2 separate regions of the Homo sapiens genome follow, and region 2 is linked to region 1. The links are chromatin contacts, found by Hi-C in ENCODE. All regions are on one chromosome and are shown on one strand. The core of a region is the stretch at or near the end of the contact, and the rest is flanking DNA. Distances in the headings are between cores, read along the strand shown.

Region 1 (2,915 bases), core at 395-2,894:
AGCCTGAACCTGAAGCTCTCCTGCAATAGCCCCGAGGAAGTTCACAGCAGATATCAGCTCCCCACCCACCACTCTGCCCACCTACAGCCCCTTGGCATAGGCTGGGCCTTCCACCTGGAATGTCCATCCCATCCTGTACTGAGACTTCAAAGCCCACCTTCCTCCTCCCTCAAGGCAACACAGAGCCCTAGAGAACCACTTGCTTCTCTTATCAGAGAGCCTGTCACCCTACACTGGCAAGGCTAGCTGATCCCCTAGACCAATAGCAGGACGACTCTGACATAGGGCAGAGTTTGCCAGCCCTTTTCTTGTGAGCCCCTGGATTTTCACCTGCTTCATCAAAACCCTAGACCAGGCTGGGCCAGGATCCCAAGGGTGATCCAGGGTGGCCATACCATCAGGCTGGGGCAGCATACTCCTACCTGGCAGGAGGAAAAGTGGGCCACCATAATCACCCGTCCAGTGCCCATCCTCAGCCTGCAGCCCCACGTAAAATGTCATCCCGTTCAGAGCCCCCTCAAAGGCGGTGTGGGCTTTGGGCAAGTCCTTAAAGTAATTCTTCTGCAAAGAGATCGAAAAAAAAAAAAAGAGATAGCTGACGGGACTGTTGCCCGGCCAGAGGAACCCTCTTCACATACAGCCCAAGTCAAAACAGTGAATGTAAATTACTTTAAAAGTTTCAGCTGTTTCCATCAAAAGTCTGAAACTCTTTGATGAGAGCATCACACCTCAGCAAAGTAAAAGAACAGCTGCACATTTTCGTTGCTTTATTTGCCAGTCATGTATTCTTCACAACTTCTCCAAGATGTCTGGAATAAACCAGGCACCCAGACTGTAGGGTGGGGCACGGGTGCCGACCTGGGCCTGGGACTCGGGCCTCTCAAAGAGGGCCCAAGGGGCGGCACAGCCTTTCCCTCGGTGGCCGGGGCTCGGCAGGAGACCCTGTTTACACTGCAGACTCTGACGACCAAAATCTCTTACAATGCACACAACTAAGACAGTGGATCCAAACACTTTTTGTGAATAAAAACAAAGTTACAACTATCTTTGCAACTCTCCTATAAGTCAAAAATTATCTCAAAATAAGGTGCTAAAAAATAAAACATTAGGAGTCTCCTATGCGTGGTTTAGAGATGAAGGGGCTGAAGCGGAGGGGCCCGCGAACGCAGTTCCCGTGGGCGCTCGCCTTGGGGATGGGCGTCGCTGGCCGGGTCCTCCCACCCGCCTTTCTGAGAGAAAACGTGCTCCTCACGGCTCACCCCTCAGGGTCCCGAGCTCGCTGACGCTCCGCGGAAGCAACTTACGGTGTCCAGCCCCAGGGCGTAGGCTTCCAGGCCGGTCTGCTCGCGGCCGGCGCGCTCGTCCTGCAGGTAGGTCCACGTCTGCCGGCCCCTCTCGCAGTTGAGTCGCCAGCGGCCGAGGTCGGTGGCGGGCTCGGTCTTGTAGGGGCCCCCTCGGCGCCGCAGACACCTGAGGACCACCGGCCATCAGCGACCCAGGCCCCGCCCCAACGCCGGCCGCCGGCCCACTGCCCCAGTCGCGCTCTCCTCAGCACCTAGGACCACCCCGCATTCGTCAGGAGCCCGGGGCGAGGGGACTCACGTGCCCTCCGTCATTGCTGCTGCAGTGCTCTACGCCGCCCACTGCCAGCTGCCAGATGTCCGCACCCGGGACCTGCCGCCCAGCCCCGCCCCTCCCGCCCCTCCCGCCCCTCCCGCCCCTCCCGCGCGCACTACGCAGGCGCAGGCCTCGGCAGGCGCTCAGGCTTAGGTGGGCCGACGCCCACGCAACCAATCAGAGCGCCGCGAGCGTGACCCCGGGGTGTGCCAGGCGACCACAGTGGTGGAGCGCTTGGTGCCCCATGCGGCGTGGGGCGGGGCCTGAGGGAGCGGGGATGGTGGGTGAAGGCGACGGGACGGGGGAGGCGGGTGGGGCCTTATTGGCGGGGCATGAGGGGCGGGGCTGGTGGGTGGGGAGGTGGGGGCGGGGCTGGTGGGTGGGGAGGTGGGGGCGGGGCCTGGTGGGTGCGGGTGGGGGCGGGGCTGGTGGGTGGGGCCGAAGGGCGGGGGCGGGGCCTCTCGCGCGCCCTCTAGAGGCTTGCGTCCCGGGAGCCCGGCCTCGTGCGCCGCGCTTTGAGGTGAGCCTCTCTGAGAAATTTGTGAGGAGGGTCCAGCCGCGGGTCGGAAGGAAGGACGTGGGGAGCGAGGCTCGAGCGAGCGACAGCGAGTGCGAAGGTCGGGTGGCAGGGAATTGCTCTCGCGCTGCAGGATTTGCCCGGACGCCGGGGCCGGGGGTGGGGGCGGGAGGCCGCCCTGAGGTGAGGTGGGCGCGGGCCGTCGGCTCCAGTGCGAGACCAGGGGGAGGGCGGGGCGGAGCGGAGGAGCCGAGGGCGCCGCCGGCGTCCCTGGGAAGCTGAGCGCCGCGTAGCTTCGCCGGGGGGAGTGGGGTAGGCGCGGTGAGGCCGTGGGCCCCCACACCTGGCGGACCACAGGGGCCAGAAGCCCTGGAGCCCCGCCAGGGAAGGGCTGCGTCGCTGGCCAGGACCGAGCGCGGTAGAGCCTCAGCTGCTCACGGGGTCGCTGGAGTTGGGGGTGGCCCCAGGAGAAATTAAAGGTGAAAAGCCTTAGCAGCAGAGGGAAGAGGAAGATGGAGGCAGAGCGAGTGACCGAACTTGGAAGGGACAGCCGGGCGCAACAGGGCAGGGGGCGTCTGACTGTTGGAAACATGGCTGACGTCTGGAGGCTGCAGCCAGTGGTCCGTAAGTCAGGTCAAGGACCCACAGAAGACCCCAGCATGTCTTCACCTGGCCCACAGAAGCCCTGACATCCAGTTACAACTGCCCCAGCCTAGTGAGCATTTCGGCACCCACTCCTCAATTCCTACCCCCAGCCTAACTTCGAAGGGGCGGTGAGCCA
Region 2 (2,700 bases), core at 42-2,541, 270 kb before region 1:
AGTCGCCATGAGAGTACATCTGAACAAAGGGGCACGAGAGCCTTTCTTCCTGCCACAAGTCCTGCCCCTGCCCCCGTGCCCTTTCCCCATCGGCCGGGGTCGGGTTGTACAATCTAATCCCGGTTGGCTGAACATTTGAATTTTTTTAGATAAGGTGAGCACGTAAAAGAGAGGAAAGGGGAAGGGGTGTCTGTAGTGAGCTAGAAAGTTAGTCCTCTTTCCAAATAAGGACAGGAATGTGAGCTGGTACTGATAATGCCTGGTACTGTGGCATGCCTGGGCATCTAACAAAGGCAGAAAGGAAAAAGGAAAAAACCGTGTGAGGGGTACTCTGAATTAAAAGATTGATCAGGCTATTTGAAGAGAAACCTCGCCATATCCCACAGCCAGGACATCCAGTAATAAAACTTGAAATTAGGCAACTTTCCCTCTGTCCTTACTTTGCTAAGAGTTTGTATCACTAATGGGTATTGAACCTTGTGGGATGTGCTTTCTGCATTGGCCGAGATGTTTTTCTCCGTTTAGCCTGTGACTATGGTGGGCTACACGACAGACCTCCCAATGCATGTGCGTCACATTCACAGACAAGCGTTGCTTGATCACGTGTGGTTTTAAAAGCATACGCTGTTGGGTTTGGCAAGCTAATATTTTATTTAGGATATTTCCCTTCACGGGCCTGCTATTTGTTTCATTGTTTTGTGCCAAGCGCACCGGGAATGGTACCGAGGCAGGCCAGGTCTCACTCACGCAGGCCCCCGGGAACAACTGTTTCCACACCGACTGAGGGATGAGGATAAATATTAAAAGCTGATAGAGCCAGCGCCCTTATGCAAAGGCTGGACTGTAAAAGACGTCCCCTGAGAGTTTTGCCCAGGCCTCTCCAGGGCCTTGAAGCATGACAAGATAATGAAGGAATTCTTAACAGGACCTGTTTAGGATTAAACAAGTTTTACTGGGGTCTGAAGAAACTCCCCAGACCTCCACAAACAAGCTTCCTTGGAAACTAAAGGAGCTCCCTCAACCTCCGTGATTTAGCAGAGGGCAAGATAAGGGTGATCACCCCAGCACCTGGACCCAGTTAGATTCAGTAAATCCACTGAGGCTCCAGAGGAAGGTCTTCAGGACTCAGGCCTTAGTGATAGATGAGAAGTTCATCACTTATGTCTTTGGATGAGTGCACACTTACACGCAGACACAGAGCTTAGAAGGCACACAAGCTCTGGAAAACGTTGGTCTGGCGATAATTTCCAGGCCTTCTCCCTGTAACCGGTTAACTCACTCCTCTCCCAGTTCATCTGCGTCTCGTTACTGGGCCGAGAGAACAAGCAGCCCCACCCTCGGTTTGGTCTGGGAACAGCACCCAGCAGCTGAGCAGGCAAAAGCTCGGATTATCTTTAGCTGGTTTTGGAATTGGCTTATACCAGCCTTTTGCCCCTTCTCTAAGTTCTGGCTTGAGCCAGTTTGTCTAAGTTAAGCTTGAGCAGTTCCTTGAGTTTGGCAGAGTCTACCTGGGAAGCCTGGGGCAGGCGCGCGCTGGCCTCTTCCGGGGTCAGCTCTGGCATTTTGTTTTTTCTTGAAACGATCTGGGAATTCAAACTTTCTGAATGCAGCTGCTCATAACGTTCTTGTGATTTCTTTGATCCCTCTGTCTGCAGTTATTTCTGTATTTTCAGTCTCTATTTTTATTTATATTTTCCTCTTTTTTTGCTCAATATTGTCAAAATCAATATATCTTTTCAAAGTATGATCCTTGGTTTTTGCTACTCATATTATTTTATTTTTCTCTATTTCATTGATTTCTGCCAGTATCTTTGTCATTTCCCTTTTTCTTATTACTTTGGGATCATTTTGTTACATTGCTGTTTTTTCCAATTATTTCATTTGTATGATTAGTTCTATTTCTTTTCTTTTTTCTTTTTTTTTTTTTTTTGAAAGAAGGTCTTGCTCTGTTCCCCAGGCTGGAGTGCAGTGGTGCTGTCATAGCTCACTGAAGCCTCAAACTCCTAGACTCAAGCAACCCTCCCACCTCAGCCTCTTAAGTAGCTGGGACTACAAGTGCTGTTAGAAATACCAAAATTGTTCGAAATAGATAATCGGTGCCGCGAAGAAAAGTCAGCACAGACACAAAAGATCTCTCAGCAAGGCCATCTTTACTTTCTGCAGAAAGGGTGCTCAGTCACAGATGGAATGATCGCGAGAGGTCACCTAAGCAAAGGAAAGGCAGACATAATTAACCCTTAAGCATTTGGGTCGTCCTTACTGTTGTGTCCTGCATCCATTGGCTGGAGCTGGGCCTCACAGTCTTAAACTGATACCTGATTTGCTAATAACCTGAAACTTTCCTAAATAGGTAATTAGGAAAGGTCTAAGGAAGCAATAACATTTCCAAATAAGGAAGGGGCATAGGCTGTGAGCTGGAACGTGTCTGTGAGCATGTCCAACAATTACATGGGATAGGGCTTAACAAAGAGTTATTAGCACAAAGCAAGGAGAATTGAAGAAAGTCTTTAAAAGAAACTATTATTTCTAACACTTATGATGTATTCTTTAACAAGAAGGGGAAATTTGAAGAGGAAAACTTTTACTCTCTACAAGCGTGCACCACCACACCCAGCTAATTTATTTTTTCATTTATTGTAGAAGCAGGGTCTTGCTTTGTTGCCCGGGTTGGTCTGCAATTCCTAGGCTCAAGCGATCCTC

Evidence for each region. Hi-C counts contacts between places; a loop is a spot of excess contacts on that map. Pooled maps may share reads with other maps.
Region 2: a map of ascending aorta shows a loop between it and region 1 (4-fold over the local background). The contact joins the enhancer-like site here to the promoter of LSS in region 1. A Hi-C loop is called at or near these places in 1 of 168 maps with a recorded cell type or tissue (ascending aorta) and 6 of 50 pooled maps.

Annotation. Positions count from the first base shown.
Region 1 is chr21:46,227,130-46,230,044 of GRCh38, forward strand. It overlaps LSS (lanosterol synthase), which reads right to left and starts at 1,645. Exons shown (of 22, transcript NM_002340.6): 1 at 1,603-1,645; 2 at 1,305-1,470; 3 at 423-561. The coding sequence starts at 1,616. It overlaps MCM3AP-AS1 (MCM3AP antisense RNA 1), which reads left to right and starts at 2,102. Exons shown (of 4, transcript NR_110565.1): 1 at 2,102-2,137. RefSeq lists enhancers at 900-969, 1,686-1,980 and silencers at 1,400-1,449, 1,510-1,679, 1,690-1,949, 2,010-2,449.
Region 2 is chr21:45,953,125-45,955,824 of GRCh38, forward strand. No RefSeq gene overlaps it. Among named protein-coding and RNA genes, the nearest start is that of COL6A1, 27 kb to the right of the region's middle. Within about 2 kb of position 1,292, at least 8 of the 41 ENCODE cell types and tissues checked have a DNase peak (open chromatin) inside an H3K27ac peak, as active enhancers do; they include ascending aorta, where a contact is called at or near this core.